Regions from separate parts of the Homo sapiens genome. Here region 2 is linked to region 1. A link is a contact called in ENCODE Hi-C or POLR2A ChIA-PET data. All regions are on one chromosome and are shown on one strand. Each heading gives the region's core, a stretch centred on a gene start or an enhancer-like site at or near the end of the contact. The rest is flanking DNA. Distances are from core to core; before and after follow the strand shown. Region 1 holds the start of ZNF33A (zinc finger protein 33A). Region 2 holds the start of ZNF485 (zinc finger protein 485).

Region 1 (5,344 bases), core at 201-2,700:
CGGAATAGGCGGTAGAAATGGTGAAAGAATAACTCCAACATAATTATGTAGCTCTTGGGCACAAGATTTTTTACCGGGTGAAAGTAAATATTTGCTTCCTAAGGATTTCAATCTCCCTCGGTGTTCACAAAAAAAAGTATAATGACAATATTGGCCAAACAAGTTAACAATATATTTAATGAAGGAACATTAACACTAAAACCATTGTAAAAAATAGGACTAAGCTATCTATTTTCCCAGTAATGTTACTTAACCTCTGGTGAGTGACTCCACAGAAAGCCATAAGCGGCAGTGCTTCAAAGAAAAAATCAGTTTTAATTTCTTCATCTAACTTTGTTGCTATTTCTCAAAGGGATATTTTAAACTTGCTTTGATGTGTGTGGAAAAGTAGACAGTACTGGCTTAGGGGTCAGGAGATGTGACTTAGTCTTCCCTACTAACTGTGATCCTGAACAAGTCAGTGACCTTAACAAACAAAAAAACAAAAAAAATCTTTTTCTTCTAACAAATGAGGCAAAATTAGGTAATTCTTTGTTTTTGTTTTTTTTTGAGACGGAGTTTCGCTCTTGTTGCCCAGTCTGGAGTGCAATAGTGCGATCTTGGCTACCTGTAACCTCCGCCTCCCGGGTTCAAGCAATTTTCCGCCTCAGTAGCTGGGATTACAGGCATGCGCCACCACGCCCGGCTACTTTTCGTATTTTTAGTAGAGACGGGGTTTCACCATGTTGGTCAGGCTGGTCTCGAATTTCTGACCTCAGGTGATCCACCCGCCTCGGCCTCCCAAAGTGCTGGGATTACAGGCGAGAGCCACCGCGCCAGGCCAAAATTAGGTAATTCTTGAAGATCTTTCCTGAGTGCAAGATCAAGTCAGGACAGAGGAACAGCAAATACCAAGATGCAGTGATGGACCTGACTGGAGGTCAGTTCGGAACCTAAAGAGGATGAATGCAATACGTGCAACCGAGTCTGCCGGTCTGGCGGGCGACTGCACCCGCCTTTCCCCGCCCACGTACCGCGGCGCCCTAGCACACGCGCACAGGCTAGACAAGAGAACTGCCCCTCCCGCAAGGCTCAGCGCGCGGACTGCGCAAGCGCACATGCCCTCCTCCGCGGCCCCCACAAATGGGGCGACACACGCTGCGTACCCTGCTCCGTACAGAGGCCGCGCCTTTGAGGAACCGGCCTAGCGTCGTGGCCCACACGCTGCAGCCCCGCCGTCCCCGCCTTCCCCTATGAGGTCCCCGGGCCTCCTCCCCACCACTTGGTACCGGCCCCCTGCCGCCCGCCCCAGGAGTCGCGCGGGGCTCCCTCTCTCTCCCTGCCCAACCCACTGGGGCTTACCCCACTCCCTCGTCGGGTTGCATTCGCCATAGAAAAGCGCGTAGACCCTTGAAATCCCGGGACCGCCTCCCACGCAAAACCTGAGAAAAACAAAAGGAAAGGCGGAAACGCAGACGTAGCCGGCGGACGAGGCATGCGCAGAGCCCACGCGCACAGCTTGATGCTGTTGGCGCCCTACCTGGAAACTACCTTTCCCGTGAGGCCGGGCGAGCAGCCCTTCGGATTGGTAGAGAAGTGCCCCGCTAGGCAGTGGGCAGATGCGGTCTGAGTTGGTGCTGGAACTGCCTGCAGCCCTGGCTTTCCCCGGGGCACTCCAAAGGGATATACTGCGGGGGAGGTCTGTGGGCAGTTTAGACGCAGACGCTCAAGGAAAGGACCGCTGCGTGTCATTTTCCGTTTAAATGTTAGGAAATAGATCTCGTCCATACAGTTTAAAAGACTTTCATGCTATCAGCGGTTCTTTGGGAGCGGGGGAAAAAAGGGGAAGGTGCGGCCGGAAAGCTACTTCATCAAAATGGTTAAAGCAATAAACGGAAATTGTAGCTCAGTAAGGAACTAGACATAATCTGAAAGAAGAAAATAAATGTCACGTATGATTTCCTCTGTGACATTAAAATTGCTTGACTAAATGGAAATACTTTTAGTCTATCTGTACCTTTCTTAGGAAGACAAAATTCCTAAAAGAATATCAACAAATTTTTGTTATGTATTTTTTCTCTTTGATCTTTAGTGTATTCTGTACTTCACAAAAGCATTCTCAACTTTATCTAGAATAAGTAAAAACCCAAATGAACAGCCAGTATACATTTTAAAAAGCAGGAAAAAAATGCCTAAGGAATATCTGTATCTATCTACATCTATCTATATAATATTGCTCTATTCAAAGTAGTTTGGCACCTGCTCCATGGAAATAAGACAGCTTAAGAGTATTCTTTAATGTGTAGTAGATACAGCATTTCAAAACAGTGAGGGAAAGAATGGAGTATTCCAAAGAGCATGTCATTCCGAGCAATTTGGAATGTAGAGATATACATAGATCACACATGATAAAATCTCACATGTATACAATACTTAAACATTTAAACCACTAAAAGAGTAAAAATTTTTGAAAATTGACAAGTGGACCAGGCACAGTGGCCCACACCTGTAACCCCAGCACTTTGGGAGGCGGAGGCAGGAGGACCACTTGATCCTTGGAGTTCAAGACCAGCCTGGGCACTATAGTGGGACCCCCATCTCTACAAAAAACTAAAAATAACAATTAGCCTGGCATGTAGGCAGGCACCTGTGATCCCAGCTACTCAGGAGGCTGAGGTTGGAGGATCACTTGAGCCCCGGGCTGCAGTAAGCCATCATGGCACCACTGCACTCCAGCATGGGTGACAAAGTGAGACCTTGTCTCAAAAAAAACAACAAGGGATGTGATGCCAAAGACAGAAACTATAAATTTAATATCAGTCACATTTTATAATAGAGAAAAATAAGCAACTCCATTCCAGCAAAACTTTTTAAGTCCATTATGAGAATTGAAAGTAATGCAAATATGGCCAGGCGTGGTGGCTCACGCCTGTAATCCCAGCATTTTGGGAGGCTGAGGCGGGTAGATCATGAGGTCAAGAGATCGAGACTATCCTGCCCAACATGGTGAAACCCCTTCTGTACTAAAAATACAAAAATTAGGTGGGGCGTTGTGGTGCACACCTGTAGTCTCAGCTACTCAGGAGGCTGAGGCAGGAGAATCGTTTGAACCCAGGATGGGGAGGTTGCAGTGAGCCAAGATTGCGCTACTGCACTCCAACCTGGTGACAGAGCGACACTGCGTCTCAAAAAAAAAAAAAAAGAAAGAAATGCAAATATTTGAGTAAAAATACGTGAAACATTTATTGAAATTTACATTTTTTAATTTATGCTTTATATACTGAAAAGTTCTTTATTTGATGCATAATTTTATGAGTTTTGACAATGCATAGATTTGTGTAACCACCACTACAAGCAAGACACAAAATTGTTTCATCTCTGTCAATAAAATTCCTCCATGCTACCTTTTTAAAGTCAGATTCTCTCACCACTCTTAGCCTCTTGCAACCGCTATCTATTCTTTGGGCCTATATGTTTGCCTTTTTTAGGATATTATATAAATGGAATCACACAGTATGTAGTTGTTGAATCTGGTATCTCTTAACACAATGCAATTGAGATCCTTCTGTGTTGTTTTGTGTACCAATACCTCTGTTTGCTTTTCCTGCTGTTAGAAACAAGTGCCCGGTGCCACAGAGAAAACCAGCGCGTAGGCAGAAAATTCCTCAGCAAGGCAAATTTACTTCTGCAGAAGGGTGCAGCTTGTGCCAGTCACGATCACAAGAGTACACTGAGAGGGGTAGGGCAGGGGATTTTATCCCTGATACAGTTCCTAGCACTTCTGTGTCCCTTCCCCATTGGCTGGGGTTGGACCTCACAGTCTAAGCTAACTCTATTGGCTAAGGTTTAAAATTGAATAGGGTCTATTAGGCGGGAAGGAAGGAGGACTGTCCATTACTAGGTGGGAAGGCATATCTGGACTTGTCTGGGCACGGCAAAGGTGGGAAGTCATATCTGGACTTGTCTGTGCACAGCAAAGGCAGGAAGGTTGTTTACAGAACAGGTAGCTAGGAGACAAGGAAGTACAAGGAAGTTGGTCTTAAGCAACAAAGAACAGGGAACTTAAGCTTTTTGAAGAAGAATTTATCATCTCTGACATTGCTGACTCCTATTTCTTGGTACGGATTTACCAGTTTCCTTATCCATTCCCCAGTCCAGGGATATGCTAGTTGTTTCCAACTGGGGGAAATTATAAATAAATAAAATATTTTTAAATTTAAGATTTGAAAAGATTGAAAAAAACACTAATATACACCTATGGTATGGGCTTGGGGAAATGTTTATTCCCAGTGTATTAGTCATGATTCTCAAGAGAAACAGAACCAATAGGAGGGAGTAAGGCAGAAAGAGACATTGGTGGTGAGAAATTGGTTCACATGATTATGGAGGCTAAGAAGTCCCACAGTCTGTCATTTGCAAGCTAGAGATCCAGGAATGCTGGTGGTGTAATTCTGGTATGAGTCCAGAGGCCTGAGAACCAGGGAAGCCAATGGTGTAAATCCCAGTCTAAGGACAGGAGAGGATGAGATGAAATGTCCCAACTCAACAATGAGGCAGAAAATATGGGTGAATTCCTCCTTCCTCTGCCTTGTGTTCTATCCAGACCCTCAGTGGATTGAATCATGTCCATACACATAAGGAGGGCAATCTGCTTTACTGAGTCCACTGATTCAAATGCTAATCTAATCTGTAAACACCCTCACAGATGCACCCATAAGTAATGTTTAATCTGGACACCCTGTGACCAAGTCAAGTTTACCATCACAGCTATTCTTTTTTTTTTTTTTTTTTTTTTTGAGACAGAGTTTCACTCTTGTTGCCCAGGCTGGAGTGCAATGGCATGATCTTGGCTCACTGCAACCTCCACCTCCCGGGTTCAAGTGAGTCTCCTGCCTCCACCTCCTGAGTAGCTGGGATTACAGGCATGCGCTACCATGCCCGGCTAATTTTTTGTATTTTTACTAGAGATGGGGTTTCTCCATGTTGTTCAGGCTGGTCTTGAACTCCCGACCTCAGGTGACCCACCAGCCTCTGCTTCCCAAAGTGCTGGGATTACAGGCATGAGCCACCACACCTGGCCACGGCTATTCATTTTTATTGTGAATTTGATTAACTCTGTCTGATTTTTTGCCTCTCATTTTTTCTGTTTTTGTACCTTTTTCCCTTTTATATTTAGTTGACACCTAATAATTGTGAATATTTAGGGGATATAGACTGATATTACAGTCAATCATATTTACTCTACAGGGCTGTGGAACACCAGAGCTCATTTCTTCTATCTAGCTGTAATTTTGTGTTCATGTACCAAACTTTCCCCATCCTTCCCTCCCCACTATCCCCTCACTCTCTAATGCCCATAATTCTA
Region 2 (5,427 bases), core at 452-2,951, 5.6 Mb before region 1:
CTTTGAAAAGACATGGAAAGTGATTAGCTTTATCCGAGAATTTACAGGGAGTATGATCTGACTCTGGGGCAGAATATTTTTAAAAAAGAAAAAAAAATTGCTTTTCATAAGAGTAACAACTTACTATGTACCAGCCACGGTGCTAAACCCTGAGATACATATCATCTCTCTAAATTTCTGCCGTAACTATATAAAGTAAAATCTATTTCGTAGCTAAAGACACAAAGGTTCAGAGAGTTGGAAGAACTTGCTCAAGGTCCCAGGGCTGGTTGAAGGCACAGTATAAAAGGAAGCCACAAAAAGTGGTAATGAAACTAGAACAAATTGGAATGGCTATGAAATACTAAAAGAAAAAATGAGTAAGCCTTAAAAAAATGAAAAGTGTGTTTCAAATGAAATTACTTGACTTAGAGCAGTAGAAATGTAGGTGATCTTTAATTTTTTTAATTTTATTTGTATAATAGACACTCAAATGTTTATCACTTCCTTTCAAAATACCAATTATTTAATCAGCTTCTCAAAATCCTTCAAAACCTAGTTTTCTCCAGGATAAAAGCAAACTCCAGTCTGGGATTCTAGACCATGAATGTTTCCAACTTTCTCAGACCAGTTTGTTCATGGTCCCGCCATAATGACTTCATTCAGGCAGCGCTTTCCCCTAGTATCCTCTGCAATTATGCAAATCTCATTTATTCTTCAGGAAGAACTAAGGCGCCCACTACTCCACCCCTCCCACCCTACCACACACTAAAGGTCAAGAGAGCACTGCTATCACCCTATGTCTTTATGGCCTACGTCTTTACATGCTAACGTGTATTTTTTTCATCGTCTGCCAGTTTGCAAAGCACTTTTCTGTTTCTAGCACTCTAGAAAACATGGGTAGCAATAATCTACTTGGTGAATGACTACGTAATGGGTAGACAGGACGGAAATCGCGGGACCCATCCAGGATTGGTTCGGGTAGCTTTGTCCACACACAGGGCAGGGCATTGTCCGGGCAAGAGGCATAAACCCCACCTCGCTGAAACACGTGGTTTCTCAAGAAATGGAAAAATCAAACTTGCCTGGATCTGGGCTCTTGGGGCCATCTGTCTCCTGAACTGTTCTCCCAGGCAAGGGCTGAGAATCCTGCGTAAGTCAATCTGGGAAAGAAGAGAGGAAATTGAGGAAGTCCCTCCGTGCCCTAGCCTAGCTAGAATCTGCCCTCTAGACCAGGTCCCCGCCCGCCCGTTCCCTCCACAGGTGGGCAGACAGGTCCAGGTGGGTACGCTCGGGAAGAAAGGAAAGGGAACGGCTGCTGGGATCCGGCCTGGACTGCAGCCAGCTCCACGCCAAACACTTTTGGCAGCACCGGGGGACGGCCTTGTCAGTGGCCCAATCTGTCGGCCGGGGCGCAAGGCTGGAGCGCTCTGTGATGCACCAGCCTCGAGCGGTCGCTCCACACGGCGCAGCCACTGCGGGTGGGCACTGCCCACCGCCGCCTTCCCCTCCCACCCCGGCTCGCCCCTCGACCCGCCCCTGGGAAAGGCGGGGAGCACCCGCCAGGGGCTCGAGGCTTCAGGGACCCAGCCTGACCCCGGCCGCTCACGAACCGAACCGAGCCGGCAGGGCTGCGGAGCTGCACGCCCAGAGAGTCAGCGACCACACCACGCCGTTCGGACAGTAACCACCAGCCAGGGGCTGGTGCAGCGCTCGCACCACGCGGAGACAGGCTGGACCGGAAGCGGAAGTGGCTGAGGCCGCGGAGGCCTCTGGGAAACGTAGTCTGGGCCGCTTGGGGTCTTAGGGGCTCCATCCGCAGAGCAGGTTGGCATCACCTGGGAATCTTTGAAAAGTGAAGGTGCGGGAAGTGGAGAGCGGCTGATCGCAGTCGGGAGGTGATACATTATGACTGACATGCAAAATCTGGTAAAAAATTGGACAGGGCAGTGGGCCGCCTGGAGGCAGTATCCCATACCTCTGACATGCACCGTGGATATGGAGATAGTCCTTCAAAAGCAGGAGCAGCTCCATATGCGCAGGCATTTGACTCGCTGCTTGCCTGCCCTGTGGCAGAGTACTTGAAGATCAGTAAAGAGATTGGGGAAGACGTGCAGAAAGATGTGGAGATGGTACACACAGTTTTGAAGTTGGAGTGAGCTCTCTTGGTTACAGCTTCTCAGTGTCAATAGCCGGCAGGTAATAAGCTTTCCGATCTGTTGGCACCTATCTCAGAGCAGATCAAAGAAGTGATAACCTTTTGGGAGAAGAACCGAGGCAGCAAGTTGTTTAATCAGCTGTCAGCTGTCAGTGAAAGTATCCAGGCCCTAGGCTGGGTGGCTATGGCTCCCAATCCTGGCCCTTATGTGAAAGAAATGAATCATGCTGCTGTGTTTTATACAAACTGAGTCCTTAAAGAGTACAAAGATGTGGATAAGAAGCATGTAGACTGAGTCAAAGCTTATTTAAGTATATGCACAGAGCTGCAGGCTTACATTAAGGAGTTCCATACCACCGGACTGCCTGGAGCAAAACGGGGCCTGTGACAAAAGAACTGAGTGGACTGCCATCTGGACCCTCTGCTGGATCAGCTACTCCTCCCCCACCACCAGGCCCCCCTCCTCCACTAGTCTCTGTCAGTTCAGGCTCAGATGAGTCCGCTTCCCTCTCAGCACTGTTTGCGCAGATTAATCAGGGGGAGAGCATCACACATGCCCTGAAACGTGTATCTGATGACATGAAGACTCACAAGAACCCTACCCTGAAGGCTCAGAGTGGTCCAGTACGCAGTGGCCCCAAGCCATTCTCTGCACCTAAACCCCAAACCAGCCACAAAGAAGGAGCCAGCTGTACTTGAACTGGAGGGCAAGAAGTGGAGAGTGGAAAATCAGGAAAATGTTTCCAATCTGGTGATTGATGACACAGAGCTGAAACAGGCGGCTTACATATACAAGTGTGTCAACACGATGTTGCAAATCAAGGGCAAAATTAACTCCATTACAGTAGATAATTGTAAGAAACTTGGTCTGGTATTCGATGATATGGTGGGCATTGTGGAGATAATCAACAGTAGGGATGTCAAAGTTCAGGTGATGAGTAAAGTGCCAACCATTTCCATCAACAAAACAGATGGCTGCCATGCTTACCTGAGCAAGAATTCCCTGGATTGTGAAATAGCCAGTGCCAAATCTTCTGAGATGAATGTCCTCATTCCTACAGAAGGCGGTGACTTTAATGAATTCCCAGTTCCTGAGCAGTTCAAGACCCTCTGGAATGGGCAGAAGTTTGTCGCCACAGTGACAGAAATTGCTGGATAAGCGAAGTGCCACTGGGTTCTTTGCCCTCCCTTCACACCATGGGATAAATCTGTATCAAGACGGTTCTTTTCTAGATTTCCTCTACCTTTCTGCTCTTAAAACTGCTTCTCTGCTCTGAAAAGCACAGCTACCTGCCTTCACTGAAATATACCTCAGATGTGCAGTGGGATAGCAGGTCAGTTGATCTTCTGCAGGAAGGTGCAGCTTTTCCAAATCAGCTCAACTGCCGACGAGGACTAATGATGCATTTTAGCTTTGAGCTTTGGGGGTTATTCTACCAACAAACAGTCCACTGGGAAGAAAACAGTCCCAGGAATTAACAGATCAGAACGTTCACACTGGTTAATCTTTTTCTGACAATGAGCATGAAGGTAGCAGAAGCTGGTGTGTTTCCAGATGGTTCTTCTAACCAAACTAATTTTTCACTATTGACAAGTGAGGCAAGGATTGCACTGGACCAAAGGCTGAGGCTTGGCCATCTAGCATTCCACGCAAAATTGTTTCCTATAAGCATTCCTTTTATTCACTATTCTATCCTGGGTCTGCCTCAACCATGAGATAGGAGAGTCTCCGGTACTAGCTGCTGTAGCAGTGCCCTTCATCCAGGGCAGTTAAAGGAGTATTCAACCCTTTCTTTCTCTGGGATCCCTGCCCAGCACCTTCCTACAGAGATGAAAAAAAAAAAAAGGAAAAACAACACTCCATTCCAAGGAGTCTGGTATTCCTGAATCCTCCTTCCCTGCTAGGTGCCTGTCACCTGTCTTCACTGCCTCCTTTTCCCTGTCACACTCACCAGCTTATGGCTTCTGTCCAAGCACCTGAACAGGGGACCAAAACCTCCACTGCAAGCTGCTTTTAGGTCTTGATTTATGTAAGAATCTTGCACAGCACTGCTAATGTAAATTTCAGTTTTTTCCCTCTAGGACAAACACTTACCAAAATACGCAACTTTTTTGGTGGGAAGAGAGATTGTCCTGTGATTTCTACCCATTTCCTGATCCTGTGGAAATAAATCTTTATGTACTTAAAGTTATACAGAAAATAGAATGAAATAAATACCAAAAAAAAAAAAAAGCAAAGTGAAGGTACCTGGGTCCCAGCTTCAGAGATTCTGAATTAATTGCCCTAAGTGTGGTCCTGGCATTCGGATTTTTTAAAGCCCCCAAGTGGTTCTAATGTACTGCTTAGGTTGACATCTGCCACCAGAAACTGATACGGAAAGTATGAGAGACATATTTTATGTGCCTTTGGATAGCTATTTGTTTCCAAATAATCCTGTTTTTATTTCATACAAATAAAAAGCATGTTAGAAAAGTACATCACCTAGAACACTAAAAACATTATTTCCTCACTATTTGCTGACATAGAAAATGAAAGTAGGTTGAATCTGTTTTAACAAATGTATTATTTTCTAGGAAAAACATATGTTTCTATTTATTAACTCCAGGAATTGGAAAGCTAAGGGAGGAAAATGTATCTCTCTCATTCAATTAGGGCCTTTTTTTTTAAGAAAATTTCTCAGGATGGTGCATTCATTTACCAATTTACCAGTGATTGACCAAAGGCCCACTGCGTGCTACTCACTTCTGGATGCTAAGGATAGAACAGCTGACAAGCGTCCCTCCTAGACTAAAGTGGAGTCAGGCTCCTTTGCATCCTCCTTTCAACTATGCCTTGTCTTGGCCTGGTGAGCCGAGTTTTAGCCAAGAATCCTACAAAGCCACTTTATCAAGAATCATGGCCAGGCATGGTGGTTCACACCTGTAATCCTAGGACTTTGGGAGGCTGAGGCGGGCGGATTGCCTGAGCTCAGGAGTTCGAGACCAGCCTGGGCAACACAGTGAAACCCCGTCTCTACTAAAATACAAAAGAAATTAGCTAGGCGTGACAGCGTGCGCCTATAGTTCCAGCTACTCAGGAGGCTGAGACAGGAGAATTGCTGGAACCTGGGAGGTGGAGGTTGCAGTGAGCTGACATCGCGCCACTGCATTCCATCCTAGGTGACAGAGTGAGACTCTACAAAAAACAAAAGAATCACACTTTTTCCATCACACTTTTTCCATCCCACTTTTTCCAGCAAGGGCACCTAAGGACCAGTCTTTCCTTACTTTGGGGGCTGGATCCAGAATCT

The links. A loop is a pair of places that touch in the nucleus more often than their neighbours do. ChIA-PET counts read pairs that join two places held with the same protein, here RNA polymerase II (POLR2A). Pooled maps may share reads with other maps.
Region 2: a loop to region 1 is called in a pooled map, with 7 times the contacts of the local background. The contact joins the promoter of ZNF485 here to the promoter of ZNF33A in region 1. A Hi-C loop is called at or near these places in 1 of 37 single-sample maps with no recorded cell type and 5 of 50 pooled maps. POLR2A ChIA-PET finds 5 or more read pairs at or near these places in 1 of 52 experiments (GM12878).

What each region holds. Positions count from the first base shown.
Region 1 is chr10:38,006,781-38,012,124 of GRCh38, reverse strand. It overlaps ZNF33A (zinc finger protein 33A), which reads right to left and starts at 1,450. Exons shown (of 5, transcript NM_006954.2): 1 at 1,342-1,450. RefSeq lists an enhancer at 748-927.
Region 2 is chr10:43,602,712-43,608,138 of GRCh38, reverse strand. It overlaps ZNF485 (zinc finger protein 485), which reads right to left and starts at 1,701. Exons shown (of 5, transcript NM_145312.4): 1 at 1,593-1,701; 2 at 1,065-1,142. The coding sequence starts at 1,088. It also overlaps the pseudogene CAP1P2. RefSeq lists a silencer at 1,386-1,665 and an enhancer at 1,946-1,995.